Regions from separate parts of the Homo sapiens genome. Here region 2 is linked to region 1. Evidence: chromatin loops called from intact Hi-C (ENCODE). Cell type or tissue: IMR-90. All regions are shown on one strand. Each heading gives the region's core, and the rest is flanking DNA. Links, peaks and the distances in the headings are about the cores only.

Region 1 (8,594 bases), core at 174-8,173:
AGGAGCTCCTCACTTCTCAGTAGGGGCGGCAGGGCAGAGGCGCCCCTCACCTCCCGGACGGGGCGGCTGGCCTGGCGGGGGCTGACCCCCACCTCCCTCTCGGACGGGGTGGCTGCCGGGCGGAGACGCTCCTCACTTCCCAGACGGGGTGGCTGCCGGGCAGAGAGGCTCCTCACTTCTCAGACGGGGCGGTTGCCAGGCGGAGGGTCTCCTCGCTTCTCAGATGGGGCGGCCGGGCAGAGACACTCCTCACCTCCCAGACGGGGTCGCGGCCGGGTAGAGGTGCTCCTCACATCCCAGACGGGGCGGCGGGGCAAAGGCGCTCCCCACATCTCAGATGATGGGCGGCCGGGCAGAGACACTCCTCACTTCCTAGATGGGATGGCGGCCGGGAAGAGGCGCTCCTCACTTCCTAGATGGGATGGCGGCGGGGCAGAGACGCTCCTCACTTTCCAGACTGGGCAGCCAGGCAGAGGGGCTCCTCACGTCCCAGACGATGGGCGGCCAGGCAGAGACGCTCCTCACTTCCCAGACAGGGTGGCGGCTGGGCAGAGGCTGCAATCTCGGCACTTTGGGAGGCCAAGGCAGGCGGGTGGGAGGTGGAGGTTGTAGCCGGCCGAGATCACGCCACTGCGCTCCAGCCTGGGCACCATTGAGCACTGAGTGAACCAGACTCCGTCTGCAATCCCGGCACCTCGGGAGGCCGAGGCTGACAAATCACTCGCTGTTAGGAGCTGGAGACCAGCCCGGCCAACACAGCGAAACCCCGTCTCCACCAAAAAAATACGAAAACCAGTCAGGCGTGGCGGCGCGCGCCTGCAATCACAGGCACTCGGCAGGCTGAGGCAGGAGAATCAGGCAGGGAGGTTGCAGTGAGCCGAGATGGCAGCAGTACAGTCCAGCTTCGGCTCGGCATCAGAGGGAGACCGTGGAAAGAGGGGAGGGGGAGGGGGAGAGGGAGAGGGAGAGGCCTATTTAAAATTCTTAGTTTAACTTTTGTTTTTTAATGTCTGGGAGTAAGAATCAAGCACTTATTTTAATGGTTAACCAATTACACCAAAATACTTTAAAAATAATCTGCCCAGTGGTTCTCAAACTCTTTGGTTTCAGGACCCCATTACACTCTTAAAATTTATTTCAGGCCCCAGCAGCTTTTGATTATATGGTTAACAGTTATGGATTTTTACCATATTCACAATTAAAACAATTATTTAAAACATCTATGATTGATTTTAAAATAACAAAAAACATATTAATATAAATAACATTTTAAATGAAAACTGTTTTTCAAAATTAAACAGCCTAGGCTGGGCGCAGTGGCTCGTGCCTGTAATTCCAGCACTTTGGGAGGCCAAGGCAGGTGGATCATGAGGTCAGGAGATCGAGACCATCCTGGCTAACATGGTGACACCCCGTCTCTACTAAAAATACAAAAATTAGTCGGGCGTGGTGGCGCATGCCTGTAGTCCCAGCTACTCAGGAGGCTGAGGCAGGAGAATTGCTTGAACCTGGGAGGCAGAGGTTGCAGTGAGCCTAGATCACGCCACTGCACTCCAGCCTGGGCAACAGAGCGAGACTCCATCTCAAAAAAAAAAAAATTAACCTAGAAGACTGGTACTATTTCACATATTTGCAGATGACTTTAATGTCTGACTTCTTAGCAGACAGGTAGATTTTCATACCTGCTTCTGCATTCAGGCTGTGGCCCTCTCACACCTGGTGTAGATTCAGGAAAATCTCACAGTACAAATGTGAGAAAATGGGAGTAAAAATGGTAAGTCATGTTTTAGATTTATGAAAATAGTTTTGACTTTATGGGGCTCCCTTGAAAGGGTCTTGGGAGAACTGCCTAGTTTTTCCCTGATGATGTAAATGCTACCTTCAGCTGAAGGCATCTTTATCCTTCAAATTCACATGAGCTCTGTACTGAGGGAAGGTACAGGGAGCCGGACCTAGGATGAGAGACCCCATGGCCCTGGGAGGGTGCAGGTGGAGGTTGAGGTTGAAGCAGCAGCAAAATGTCAGAATTAGGCAGTCGGGCGCGGTGGCTCACGCCTGTAATCCCAGCACTTTGGGGAGGCTGAGGCAGGCAGATCATGAGATCAGGAGTTCGAGACCAGCCTGACCAACATGGTGACACCCCGTCTCTACTAAAAATACAAAAATTAGGCAGGCATGGTGGCGTGTGCCTGTAATCCCAGCTACTCGGGAGGCTGAGGCAGGAGAATCACTTGAACCCGGGAGGCGGAGGTTGCAGTGAGCCAAGATGGCACCACTGCACTCCAGCCTGGGCGACAGAGCGAGACTCCGTCTCAAGAAAAAAAAATAAGAGACCGGCAGGAGAGTTTCAGGCTGATTGACCAGTGCAGGGAGGTGTTCTGATTCCTTCATAAATAGGGTAACCATATAACATGCAAGTTGGAACACTTTTGAAAGCAAAAGTGGGCAACAAAAAACTGAAAATTATTATTACCAGATAAAGGTTTTGCCAAACAATAAAATAATAGATTCATATCACACAGTGAGCAAAAAATCACTGTGCAAGACTGTTCACACAACTCTGCTTTGTAGCAAGTTATTGAAGTCTGTTTCTTGAACTCTGTACTTGTGTCACTTCCCATGCTTCCCACTGACCTAGCAGCCCCCTGACTGCCCCACCTGGAGTTTGAGATTGGCAGCAGTTGCAGTGTGGAAGCTGCATAAGGAGCTGAGTGTAATGGGAGACCTTTAGCTAAAATTAATTTCGTAATCAAAGATGTGTGCCAGAATCTTTTCTTAGAATTGAGTAAAACCTGATAAGCTCCTTTAAGAGAATCTTGGTATCCTTTTAAAACTTTCTTTGTGACACTCTTGCTTTTGGGGATCAGCACTAAATGTGTGGAGGGTAGAGGTGTTAACAATACGTTCTCCCCTCAAAAAGTCTGAACAAGATGCTCTGCTTTTCCCCCAGCTGACTCTCACTTATGCACAATATAGTTAATCATCCCAATAGAAGAGTCAGTTGTGCCCTGTGAACTGAAGAACCAGGACTAATAACCCGTTGGTATTTACTCATTCAAATAGCAGTTTTGTGTATGGTAGCATAAGCATTGCAACTGAAGAATCTGGACTCCACCATAAGGCAGATTCCAGACACCCAAGCTCTGGATTCTTTAGTGGGAATAGAGGAGTCATCACCACACACACACAGCATTGGATTCTGTCCTGACTCGTTTTTTCTAACTTCTTGGGCGAAAGGGCAGATTAGAATTGTTCCAACTCAGGCTTGTATAATTCCTGCAGAAAAGACCTATTGTTGGATCCACCTTTATCCTGACTTACCTACATGTTTAATCTTATAGAGGAAAATGGCTTTCAAGACACAAGGGATACTGATCTTACTTTAATTCTAATCACTGCCGTACCCCCAACCCCTGCTTCTTTCAGGCACTTGGCATTGAACTAGTTTTGTCATTTTACTTGCTTGCCACCTACCCCCACGACTACCCTGACAGGCCAGAAGGGAAAGTGCGGTTCCTTAGCTCACTGTACTAATAACTCCTCATTCAGCCATCCCTAGTTAAGAGTGACCCCCTAATGTCCACATTTTTTAGGTCTGCTCTTCTTTTGTCATCCCTACCAGAGTAACTTAACCCTTTACTTACAAGTTACTTGGAAGTAGTTTTCTTTTAAAAACAGTGTCATCTAATTTTTTTCAATATTGGAATGTAAATTTCCAGATGTGCTGGACTGTCCCTAGAGCAGCAGCATATACAGTAAGACCTACGATTGAATGACTAACTGGGCAAGATTGAGCTTTTGTGATGTTTTAATTATTTTACCTAATATGGAAACACTGTTGTATAATCCCAAACAGTAGTACATATTTGATCATCTAATTAAATATTGGTAACTGTTAGTGTGCCAAGTCCTGTAGTATGTGTGGGAAATTACTACCCCCTAGAGACTTAAATTCGGATGTACAAAAGATTGTATCCAAATGACTATAGCAGTCTGTGTAAATACCCAGACAAATCTATTCTCTTCCTGGTTTGGAACAAATTTTAAAAATGAACTCTATAGCTTCCATAGGCCACAAATCATCCTTGTGCGTCACAAAAAGTTATGTCAAAAATTCCTTCGGAAGTTTATCTACTTTATGCTAGAGGAAGACAGTAGGCACCATTTCCTCAGTGTTGTTGTTACAAGACTTTTGGAGGGCTTTGTTAGAAGGCCATTAAATGGCCACACTGTTGGAGATCTTAAGTGCCTGGGATAGTCTCCTTCCCATAGTTAGGAAGATATATCCCCTATTTAGCCCCACCGTGTTCCAGTATAACTTCCTTGATACAGTGGATACCACTAATGTGAATTTTTTTTGAGACGGAGTCTCGCTCTGTCGCCCAGGCTGGAGTGCAGTGGCGTGATCTCATCTCACTGCAGCCTCCGCCTCCCAGGTTCAAGCGATTCTCCTGCCTCACCCTTCTGAGTAGCTGGGATTACAGGCGCTCGCCACCACGCCCAGCTAATTTTTGTGTTTTTAGTAGAGACGGGGTTTCACTGTGTTGGCCAGGATGGTCTCTATCTCTAGACCTCGTGATCTGCCCGCTTTGGCCTCACAAAGTGCTGGGATTACAGGCGTGAGCCACTGTGCCCAGCCAAATATGTGAATTCTTGTGTGTGGGTACTAGTTTTTCTGGGGAGCCCTTTAGGTTGGCTCTAGGTCTGCAAGTTCTTTCCAAGGGATAGTTAACCTGAATGGTACATTCCTCACAGTACCAGAGCCTCTTCCTTTCCTCTTCCCCTCACCTTAGGTGAGGAAGCCTTCTAACTTAGTTATTAGGACTATGGCAGTGGTCGCCCTGCTTTTTAATAGCACTTACAAAATCGTGTCACTACCCTGTTAGTTTCTTTAGTAAAGTTTTCTCATTTTTCAAGTTCCTTCTGCCACTCGCTTCTAGGTTACAAAAGGTTACTGTTTTATGAAGGGGTGCTGAGGGTAAGAATGTACCAAGTAGATCTCATGGAGAAGGCAGCTTTCACCCAGTATCTCTGGTAGATTGCTACCTTCATAGCTTATCTTCTCTATGAATTTCTTAGCAATAGAAGAGTAAATCAGGAGTGGATTTTTAGTAGTGTGTTTGTCATAGGGAATGTAGATGTAATTGGATTTTTTTTTCATATAAGCATTTTGTAAATTCAGTTTTGGGTTTTTTGTTTTTTGTTTCTTGTTTTTGTTTTTTGTCTTAATAGAGCTAGGCATTACCAGGGTTGATGCATATTTATTACTGCAAAGAGTTGTAGACAAGGGAGGAGGGAGCTAAATAATATTAATGGTAATTTAAATCTAGAAAATCAGAACTGTGGCTCACTACTGTAATGTCAGTGCTTTCAGAGGCCAAGCAGAAGTATCGCTTGAGCCCAGGAGTTCAAGACCAGTCTGGGTAACCTAGCAAGACCCTGTCTCTAAAAAAAATTTAAAAATTAGCCAGGTGTGGTGATGCACGCCTGTAATCCTAGCAACTCAGGAGGCTGAGATGGAAGGATCACTTGAGCCAGCTGTGATTGAGCCACTGCACTCCAGCTTGAGCAACAGAGTGAGACACTGTCTCAAAGAAAGAAACAGTTGGTATTCATTGCTCTTAATAATCCTCTGTAGCTGGCTTCTCAAACTTTAATGTGCATAAGAATCATTTGTTAACATGCACATTGATAGGGTCTGAGGTGGAGTCTGATGTCTGCATTTCTAACAAACTCCCAGGGGATGGATGCCGATGTTGCTTGTCCAGAGGCGGCACTTTGAATATCAGTCTACAGAACATTCAGGGTATATGCAAATTAACTTTTAATAATAACAACAGCAACCATATATATTGATCCTTTTTTGGTGTACCAGGCACAGAAAAATAAAATAAGACTGGGCACTGGAGTCTAACAGCTGGGATTCAGATTGAAGCTCTTCCCTTTACTAGCTTAACCCTGAGCAAATTTTCTCTAAGGCAGGGTTTCTCAGCCTTGGCACTGTTGACATTGTAGGCTGAGATCATTCTTTGTGGGGGCTGTCTGGTGCATTGTAGGATGTTTAGCAACATCCCTGGCCTCTATCCACCAGATGCCATTAGCACCTCCCTCCCGTTTGTGGCATTCAGAATGACTGCAAGCATTGCCAAACGTCAGGGGGTGGGGTAGGAGGCAAAATTACTTCCAGTTGAGAACCACTGCTCTAAGACTACTGTTGAAATATGGGTGTTTGGGGGGGTTTGTGATATGAATGATGTACTTTATGTAAGTGACATAGAAGCTTATCATGAAGCTTCCACAGACAAAAGGAGAATAGGCATGCAGTAGCTAATAAGCAGTCCGTGCCACATCTGGCTTTCTGAGGATGATGATAAAGCTTATTCCAAGTGCCAGTTCTTTATTTTTACGAAACATTAGTCATTGTACTATGAGATAATATCAGGAATTACTTGAGATTTTTAAATAGGTAGAACTGAGTTTCTAATTCAGTTGATCCCAAGCCTCTGCCCTTTTTTGAAATACGCTGGCACTGTTGCTACCCTGCCCCTGCCTCTGCCCCTTCCTTCATTCTTACTTCTGCTGCTGTCCGCATGTCTCTTTTTCCCCCCTACTCTTTAAAGTTTTATTTCACTAACTTGAGGTCAAATGTCACAACTGTGTTCTGGTCAATTTACTATCCTTGCTTGGCTTCCCCAAATGGTAGTACCAGAAGATTTGTGGGGTAGGGAGAAGAGACCACTTTAAGACGCACTACATTTACTCATCTTCCACAAGGCAACAGAGTTGGGCATCTGATTATTCAACAAAACAAAGCTTCAGTAGCACCCAGGAGGGCAGACAGGCAAACCAGGCTGTAGACACACTGCATTTGTCAAAATCAGACCAGAGAAAACCTACTCCCCACAGATTAAAAGGTAGCGATAGTCATCATTTCTTTTTCTGTTGCCACAACGTTTTTCTTCTTTTAATTATTATCATGTAGTTGTCTCAAGTCCTTCCTTTAGTCCAGGGTTCCCCAAAGCCTGGGCCACAGACCCCGTACTGGTCCCTGGCCCATTAGGAACCACGCACATAACAGATGAGCAGTGGGTGGGCAGGCCGGCCAGCTGAGTGAAGCTCCATCTGTATTTACAGCCACTGCCCATGGCTTGCATTACTGCCTGAGCTCCGCCTCCTGTCAGCTCAGATCAGCAATGGCATTAGGTTCTCATAGGCACACGCAAACCCTATTGTGAACTGCTCATGTGAGGGATCTAGGTTGCGTGCTCCTTATGAGAATCTAATGCCTGATGATCTGCTACTGTCACCCATCACCCCCACATGGGACTGTCTAGTTGCAGGAAAACAAGCTCGGGGGCTCCCCACTGATTCTACATTATGGTGAGTTGTATAATTATTTCATTCTATATCACAATGTAATACTAATAGAAATAGAGTGCACAATAAATACAATGCACTTGAATCATCCCAAACCATCCCACCCCCCATCTGTGGAAAAATTGTCTTCCACAAAAGCAGCCCCTGGTGCAGAAAAGGTTGTGGACTGCTGCTTTAGTCCATCTCCTATGATTGCACAGGTAAGCTGCAAATGCCAAGGACTTGATGAGCTCAGTTCACCCCTTGCCAACAATGTATCAGTTCCTGAGAGAATGAGTTCCTGAAGTCTTGCTGTTAGCAACTATAAGTAGAGGGACTGCTTGGTTTTCTATATCCTAGTTATTTTATGAAGTTAAGTTTTAGTTTCTTCCATCCTTCCACATCTAGAGTCCACAACAAATACAATGCCATCTGTGCATCTGGCATATGACTTCCACAGTGGCCTTACTTTGTCCTAAACACCTACATCCCAGAAGTGAAAAGGGACTGTTTTAGAATTTGCCAAGATTACCTTAATTTTCTCCGTGTTAAATCTTTTGGTAGGTACAGTATTTACAAATTCATGAGCTGCAGCCTGTATAAGACAGTTGTCTTGCTAGCACAGTACAAACCCAGGAAAACAGTGTGGAAAGACTGAAATGAAGGCCGACTGGACAGGATAGAAGTGTGGTCTGATAGTCCATTTCCCAATTTCCCACTGCAAATAAATGTCCCAAATTGAAATGCTTTCTTCTTGCTTTAGAACTTCTCTTCGTAGGTGATCCAGCTATAAGACTAACCATCCTTCCCTTCTCTTCACTCAGCGTCTGTCCTAACATCTGGGGAGGTGCTCTGATACCTGTCCGTGGGCACCAGGGAGGCCTGGGCCGCGGCGGAGGACAGGGCACCAGGTGGGTGCTGTGTGCCTGGCTGCTCTAACAGTGCTCGCCCAGCAGTCCGCAAGTCTGTTTCTAGCATGCTTATCTTCCTATCTTCCCAGCCTCTCATCCTTTCACTTTTTTTCTAGGGTATGACAGCAGATAACTAAGCCTTCTAAAATTATGCCTAGAATAATATCTGAACTATGGTTTATGTGTTTGTAGGCAAGGGTCCTGTCTCCCAATAAAAAATGTAAAAATTCATTTGATAGAAAGATACTTTTAAAAAATTGATTCTGGCCAGGCACAGTGGCTCACGCCTGTGAATCTCAGCACTTTGGGAGGCCCAGGTGGGAGGAT
Region 2 (8,594 bases), core at 370-8,369, 160 kb before region 1:
TGAGGGTGGTTATAAAGAAGCAAAGTGGAAGTTAAAAAAGCCATATGCCGTAATATTTTTACCTCCCTGATTTCTTCCATTTGAATCCCATCATGAAAATATCCAAGTGGTGGCCAGGCACGGTGGCTCACGCCTGTAATCCCAGTGCTTTGGGAGGCCGAGGCGGGCAGATCACAAGGTCAGGAGTTCAAGACCAGCCTGGCCAAGATGGTGAAACCCCGTCTCTACTAAAAATACAAAAATTAGCCAGGCGTGGTGGTGGGCGCTTGTAATCCCAGCTATTCGGGAGGCTGAGGCAGAGAATTGCTTGATCCCAGGAGGCAGAGGTTGCAGTGAGCCGAGATTGCATCACTGCACTCCAGCCTGGACGACAGAGCGAGACTTCGTATTAAAAAATAAAAAGAAAAGAAAAGAAAATATCCACGTGGCATAGCCCACCGATAATCAGAGACTTTCACACAGTCCACAAGGTGCTGGGATCTGATAGGTCAGGAGCAGGTGAGACAAAGAGGGAGGACACAGCTAGGGTCTGGCTCATATACAAATCAGATCCTGGTTCCCTTCTGTCTGAAACCCAGGCTGTGTGGGGAATCAGTTAAGGGGGCAGACTCGGGGCCAGACCACCTGAGCTGGAAGCCTGGCTTTCTGCCACTGATGCTATTTGGATGTGGGAGAGTTCTCCTCCTGTGCCTCAGTTTCTTCACCTGTAACAAGACGAGGATAGTGATACCAGCCTGCCTTTATTGTGAAGATGAAAAGAGTCAGCATATGTAAAGCCCTGGGAGAACACTGGGCCACAGTATGTGTGAGTTTGCGGGATTAATAGTTACAGGATCCCCAAATCCTTACCACACCTAAAAGACATGGCCTGCCCAGGCCCTGACTTCCTCTCCTCTCTTCTCATTGCACTCCAGCTTGACTGGCCTTCCTTCTTTACCTCGAGCTTGTCAAGTTTGTCCCTGTTCCTTCAACCTGCAATGCTCCTCCAGGGCCCCTCAGGCTTCAGTTCAGTCACCTCCTCTTTACCCAGCTATCAACCAAACCCTGCCCCCTCCTCCCACCTCCAGCTGCTCGGTAGCACCTCACTCAGTGTTACTTCCTTCATTGAGCTTATCACTGTTTGAAGTTATTGCATTTATTTATGTACTTATTAACTGTTGTCTCCCCAGCAGGTGACCAATTTGTCCCAATTTGCCCAAAACTTTTCCAGTTTTAACTCCCATGTGCTGAGACTCCCTTCAGTTCCAGGCAAACCAGGGCAGTTCTGGTCACCCTACTCGAGTGTAAGTTCTCTGAGGTCAGAGATTTGCCTTATTCACCTCTGTCTCTGGTCCCTAAACAGTACCTAGCACATAGTAACACCTCGGTACGTATTTGTGGAATAAATAAGCGAATAACTAAGCAGCTGGATGAAAATGGAGACATAACTGAGGAGTCTCGCCGTAAAACTACAGTCGTCCCATTTGTTATAAGAAAGACCTAGTAGTTCTGCTTTCATCATTTGCAACACATCACAATGCCGAATGAATCCCGTCAATGCTTTAACTCCTAAGACTGGCCGCCTGCTTCCTGCCCTACTCACTGATGTTTATATTCCTGTCTCCATAGTTACTGAGATGCCTCAGAAGCCAGCAGCTGGGTTGCATCCCAAGCTGAATACGCACAAGTGTCTGGAGACCTGGGGTGATCAAGGCCAGGTGGAAGTTTTGGAGGCTGACACTGCTGCACATGTCATTTCCTCGTGGACCTAATGCCCAGAGCCAGCTTGTCACAGAATCAAACTTAGCTTGTCGGAACTCTGAGCTCTTCTTCAGCCTGCAGGCTGTAGACACGGAAAGAACTGACAAGGAATTATTCTAAACAAGAGCAAGAAAGGTTGGAAGGAACTGCCATATAGAGAAGAAAACAGAGACTACCAGGTATTTCAAAATAAGTGGGGGAAGAAAGGGCAAAACTAGATTTCTCTTTCCCTATGATGATAAAGAAGTGCTATAGCATCTGGCTTTCTTGTTAAGGGAAATACACACATAGAGGTGCAAAGGAAGTCTGGGATTCATCCTATACCTAAGGAAACTATGTGTTAGGATGATCTGGTGAACATATTATGGGCAAGTATCTCTCTTGTGTGATAGTGAGAGTTGTGTTTAATTTTCTCCATTTATTAAGTGGGGATGGCAATTTCTACCCTGACTTACTCATGAAGATGTAACACTATTATATGGTAATCAGCTTGATCCTATGGGTTGAATGAAGAAAACTGCTCCCTCTCAGGGGATGTGTTAAATGGGTCGGGTCATTGCAGTTGAATGAATAAATCAATTTCAGTTGACAGGTTGGTTTCCCACTGCTCCAGAAGTTTTTGCAACAGGGGGCATTTACTTTCTCTTTATCCACAGAGAAGCTGGAGCTCAGAGCTATTTGAGGTCTTCTAAAGAAATAGCCTAAGAAATTATTATTATAACTTAACATTGATATGCATTAGATTAATCCTTTAAGCCACCAGGGTAAAATATTTTAGAATCTGGCCTTGTAAAGGAGAGGGGAAGATGCAAGCATTGAACTGTGCACTATAGGAGGAAGATCCCTCAGCATCTTGGGACTTTGTTAGGAACACAAAGTCTGATTTCTCCTCCAAGGAAGTGGAGGCTCAGCTTCTCGTCTCACACTAAAACCTGACTTCTCTCTCCCTACAAGCCCTATTCTTTGGGGTGATTCTCACTCTACAACTTTGCTTGTCCTGGTGCCTACATTTTCCTGGCCTCCCAGGGGCCATCACTGAAGCCCTGTATGGTCCAGCTCAAACGTTGCCTCCTCCATGAGACATCCCCAGGCCTCTGCTGCCAAGCAGCATCTCTCCAAATCCCTCCTCCAACTGCCGCTACTTCCATGCTAGTCCTTTATCGGTCTCTTCTCACATAATAGCGATTTGTAGATCTCCTTTCCTTCTAAACAGCAAGCTTCCTGAAGCTAGATCCAGTGCATTATTAATTATTGTATTCCCCTGGAGCCTCACTCGGTAAGATGAGCATGGTATGGGGCTCAATAATTATTCACTCAGTTGAATCCAAGTGGAAGAGTCTATGAAATCTACAAGCAACATCTGAGTGAGAGCCTGGGTCAGGAGAAAACAGAGTACTGTCAGGGGCAGAATTAGTCAACCTTGGTCCTCAGATGAGCGAGCTGTGGTTTATGCCAAAGCTGATCTGCACCAATGACCACATTGTGCCTGTTTGGTTTTCATGGTGTCATTTATCTAGAGGTGCAGAATTTTAGCTGGCCATCGTCCCTTTTGGGAACCTAACATTGTACCAAGGCCATCATAGGAGTCTCGCTTGGTATCCGAGTCCCGGGAAGTGTCCACGAGCAGAGTCTACATAGGTTCTATTTGAATGTCAGGGGGAATGAAACCAGAAATGAAAGCAAATTAATAGCCATAGAGATTTGTTTGATCACAAGAAATTACACGGAGGAAAAGTCTCCTATCTCCATGGAAAAATTTACACCCTTCTCCAGCCAGCTGTGTGAGTCGAGGAGAGATGGGGAAATTTGTAATCATTTGCAAGTTTGCCCAGAGGATGAGTTATGTCATTTTTCCTGCAACAATCTGTGCTGCTGGCTGACAGCGTGGAATTTCCTCCTGGATTGTGTTGGCGACTACTCATGAAAATGGCCAATTAGGCTGTGCAAAGCCAGAAACAGTGGCTTGCCGGAAACTGTTAAAGAGAGGGATGAGGCAGAGGATAAACTGAGTTCCCACATCGTGGCTGTTTGAGCATTCTGACCTCTTGCAGTGTTTGGTTTACTCAGGTTTCATCCAGCCTCTTGGTTTCACTGGCCACTGGCGAGCAGGACTGACCTCTTGACAAACAGTTCTTAGTCGCTTCCAGAGCCCAGGGCTGCAGCCCTTCTCTCCCCAACCCCCACAGAACATTTCCCTTGCAGGCACCTGGGAGACAGATGGCGCAATAGCCTGGGGAAACACTTCTTGGATCCAAGCTAAAGGGATGTAGGTTTCAGATTGTTTAGAAGGATGCTCTCTATAGAGCCACAGGCTGCTGAAAGCAGGCAAGTCAGAGCCTCCCTGATGGATCCCTGATTTTAGTGTGGTTGAATAATAAAGCTGAAAGGAACTTCTCCCAGTCACCGGCCCATTCTTATGTTTCAGGCAGGTTTTCTCTGACTCAGTCCCTCTATAAGAAGCTACCTGAGAGACCTAAATTAAGCCTGCCCTATAAATACATTTACTGCCTAGTGCAGAGCAGAGAAAATGACTTGTTTTAATATCTCATCTTTTCTAGCCCAGGCCCACTTTTATGCACAGGTGCTTTCTGTGTAGTTTGACTCTTACAAATCTGTCAGAATGAGGTTGCCAGATAAAAAACAGTATGCCCAGTGAAATGTGTCATGCAAAGAAACAATAATTTTTGAAGTACTTCCCAAAGATTACATGAGACATACTTATGCTAAGAAATCAGTTGATGTTTATCTAAAATGTAAATTGATCTGGGTTCTGTATTTTTATTTACTAAATCTAGCAATTCCAGCCAGGCAGATGCTGGACCTTTTTATTACTCCCCATCATCAGTCATCTGTTAATTTATCTTGATGGCAGGAGTTTCTATGACATGGTATATCAGCTATTTCCACAAAAATGCTGTGTAACCAACCACCCCAAAATTCACTGCCTTAAAACAATAATTACTTATTCTTGGGGATTTGTGGGTTGGCTGGAAGTCGGCTGGTAATATGGGCTGGTTGGGCTTGGGCATATCTGCTCTATGTGTCTCCCTTCCTCTTCCGAGACCTGTAGTGCAGCAGAGGCAGACCCAATGCACAAGCACTTTTCAAACCTTTGGCGACATCACACAAGCGAACATTCCATTAGCCCAACCAAGTCACAGGGTCAAATGCAAAATCAGGACACAAAACTGTAAAGGGTGGGATACAAGGAGAGGTAGAGAATGGAACCAAATAATCTCTCACACTGGGAAAAGACCACTGTGGAAAGCCAGGCAAGCCTAGGGTCTCACCGCACTTTGCCATCAACCAGATATGAGACCTTTGAAAAGTCACATCATCTCTCTGAACCACTGTTTCCTTATCCAGAAAATAGGGCTGTAGTGAGGTTTACAGTTTACAGATTTACTTATAATTGAGCTCCTCTTCAAAGGGCTGAGACCTCTCCTTCCTCTACCTTCCCCAAGCCACCACATGCACTGCAGCACTAAGGGCATACAGAAGTTCTGGGGTCTGCTGGGCCCTTCAAACACTGTTTGGCTACACAACCAACCTTCAAAAAATGGAGTGTCTGTGGCCATGGTCTCTAGCAGCCAAGGAGGATTTCCAAATGGTGAAGATCACCTCTGACTTCTGACTAAATGTGGCAGATTGAACATACACATTAACTCTGCCCTCTCCCCACACCCTACTAAAATGACAGCAAATTTAAATCCATGAGGACAAATGACAACAAATTTCAACCCATGAGGAAATTTAAACCCATGAGGACAAAGAGAATGAGAAGAGTTGGCAGCAGATGAGCAATGTTAATAAAATTGTGGAAAGGCAAAAGAACATGGAAAAATGATAGCTGACTTAGCAGAACTGAGAAACTGAAACATACTTCCTATGAATCGAGGACAGATTTGCTCAGCAGAACTAGAAAATCTCAGAATTTGGAGGACCAAATACTTCTAAATGCTAGTGTAGTGTGAGGGCTAAAACCAGGATTGATTGAAAGTTTAATTGATATGAAATTAGACATCCAGATTCCCTCTTCCATATTTTTGACTATTATGAATAAATCTATAAACATCTATGGGCAGATTTTTGTGTGGGTGTGGTTTCAACTCCTTTGGGTAAATACCAAGGCACACAATTGGTAGATCATATGGTAGAAGTATGTTCAACTTTGTAAGAAACTGCCAAACTGTCTTCCAAAGTGGCTGCACCATTTTGCACTCCCACCACCAATGAATGAGAGTTCCTGTTGTTCTACATCCTTATTAACATTTGATGTTGTCAGAGTTTTAGATTTTGGCCATTCTAATAAGTGTGTAATGCTATCTCATTGGGTTTCTTCGTTTGTTTGTTTCTTTGTTCTTTGAGACAGGGTCTCACTCTGTCACCAAGGCTGGAGTGCAGTGGCACAATCACAGCTCATTGCAGCATCGACCCTGGGCTCAGATGATCCTCCCACCTCAACCTCCCAAGTAGCTGGCACTACAAGCATGCACCACCATGCCTGGCTAATTTTTTTGTAGAGGCAGGGTTTCACCATGTTGTCCAGACTGATCTTGAACTCCTAGGCTCAAGTGATCTGCCCACCAAGGCCTCCCGAAGTGTTGGGATTACAGGCGTGAGCCACTGCACCTAGCCTTGTTGTTTTATGTTTCAATTCCCTAATGACATATGATGTTGAATATCATATGCTTATTTGCCATCTTAATAACTTTTTCGGTGATGTGTCTATTCAGGTCTTTTGCCCATTTTTAAATTAGATTGTTTGTTTTCTTATTGTTGGGTTTTAAGTGTTCATTGTTAAATTTTGGTTAACATTACTTTATCAGGTATATCTTTTGTAAATATTTTCTCCCAGTCTGTGTCTTATCTTACCATCTTGACAGTGTCTTTCACAGAGCAGAAATTTTTAACTTTAATGAAGTCCAGCTTACCAATTCTGTCTTTCATGATTCATGTCTTTGATACTGTATCTAAAAAGTCATTGCCATACCCAAGATGACCTAGATTTTCTCCTATGTTATCTTCTAAGAGTTTTACAGTTTTGCATTTTACATTTAGGTATACAATTCATTTAGAGTTAAATTTTGTAAAGGATGTAAGGTCTGTGTCTAAATTCTTTTTTTTTCTTTTGCACGTGGATGTCCAATTGTTCCAGTACCATTTGTTGAAAACACTATATTTGCTTCATTGTATTGCTTTTGCTTTTTTGTCAAAGGTCAGTTGACTATATAGATCTATTTCTTGGCTCTCTCTTCTGTTCCATATATCTGTGTATTCTTTGGCCAATACCACACTGTCTTGATTACTACAACTTTATAGTAGTTCTTGAAGTCAGGTAGTGTCAGTCCTCTGACTTTGTTCTTTTCATTCAATATTGTGTTGGCAATTCTGGATCTTTTGCTTCTCTATATAAATCTTGGAATCGGTTTTTCAATATCTACAAAATTACTTGCTGGGATTTGATTGGGATTGCACTGAATCTATAGATCAAGCTGGGAAGAACTGACATCTTGACAATATTAAGTCTTCCTCTCCATGAACATAAAACATTTCTCCATTTATTTAGTTCCTCTTTGATTTCTTATATCAGAGTGTTGTAGTTGTATTAGTCTGTTCTCACATTGCTATAAAGAATTGCACGACAAATCACCTGAGGTCAGGAGTTTGAGACCAGCCTGGCCAACATGGCAAACCCGTCTCTACTAATACAAAAAAAAAATAGCTGGGCATGGTGGCACATGCCTGTAGTCCCAGCTATTTAGGAGGCTGAAGCAGGAGAATTACTAGAACGTGGGAGGTGGAGGTTGCAGTGAGCTGAGATCGCACCACTGCACTCCAACCTGTGCAACAGAGCGAGACTCCATCTCAAAAAAGAAAAAAGAAAAAAAAAACTGCCTGAGACTGGATAATTTATAAAGTGGTTTAATTGATTCACAGTTCACATGGCTGAGGAGGCCTCAGGAAACTTACAATCATTGTGGAAGGCACCTTTTCAGAAGGTGGCAAGAGAGAGAAGAGCAGCAGAGTGATGGGGAAAGAGCCCCTTATAAAACTATTAGATCCCCTGAGAGCAGCATGGAGAAAACCGCCCTCATGATTCAATCACCTCCACCTGGTTCCTCCCTCAACATGTGGGGATTACAATTCGAGATAAGATTTGGATGGGGACAGCCGGGTGCAGTGGCTCACCCCCGTAATCCCAGCACTTTGGGAGGCTGAGGTGGGCGGATCATGAGGTCAGGAGATCGAGACCATCCTGGCTAACACAGTGAAACCCCATCTCTACTAAAAATACAAAAAATTAGCTGGGCTTGGTGGCATGCACCTGTAGTCCCAGCTACTCCGAAGGTTGGGGCAGAAGAATCACTTGAACCCAGGAGGTGGAGGTTGCAGTGAGCTGAGATTGTGCCACTGCACTCCAGCCTGGGGGACAGAGCAAGACTCCGTCTCAAAAAAAAAAAAAGAAAAAAAAAAAGAGATTTGGATGGGGACACAGAGCCAAACCGTATCAGTAGTTTTCTGATATATAGATCTTATACATATTTTGTTAGATTCATACTTAAGTTTTTAATTTTTTAAGTATACTAATGTAAATGGTACTGCATTTTTAATTTCAAATGCCCCTTTTTAGTAGCTGGTATATAGGATAGTAATTGACTTCTATATTTACTAATCTTGTTTTCTACAACCTTCCTATAATCACTTTTAGTGTCAGGAGTTTTTGGTTGATTCTTTCAGATGTTCTGTATAGTTGATCATGTCAACAGTGAACAAAGACATTTTATTTACTTTTTCCCAGTCAATATGCCTTTTATGTCCTTTTCTTGTCTTAATGCATTGGGTAGGACCTT

The links. A loop is a pair of places that touch in the nucleus more often than their neighbours do. Peaks named below come from ENCODE experiments on the same cell type or tissue, not always from the same donor. Only the 100,000 strongest peaks of a DNase experiment are listed, where the experiment ranks them.
Region 2: a loop joins it to region 1, with 1.9 times the contacts of the local background. A loop is called at or near these places in 2 of 110 quality-filtered maps.

Annotation. Positions count from the first base shown.
Region 1 is chr3:23,871,432-23,880,025 of GRCh38, forward strand. All of the region lies in intron 3 of UBE2E1 (ubiquitin conjugating enzyme E2 E1), which reads left to right. It also overlaps the pseudogene ARL4AP4. Among named protein-coding and RNA genes, the nearest start is that of NKIRAS1, 41 kb to the right of the region's middle. In IMR-90, for the core only: a CTCF peak has its summit at 3,966; DNase peaks (open chromatin) are centred at 3,130 and 6,070; H3K27ac peaks cover 206 bases.
Region 2 is chr3:23,709,134-23,717,727 of GRCh38, forward strand. No RefSeq gene overlaps it. Among named protein-coding and RNA genes, the nearest start is that of UBE2E1, 93 kb to the right of the region's middle. In IMR-90, for the core only: a CTCF peak has its summit at 3,957; DNase peaks (open chromatin) are centred at 1,608 and 3,798.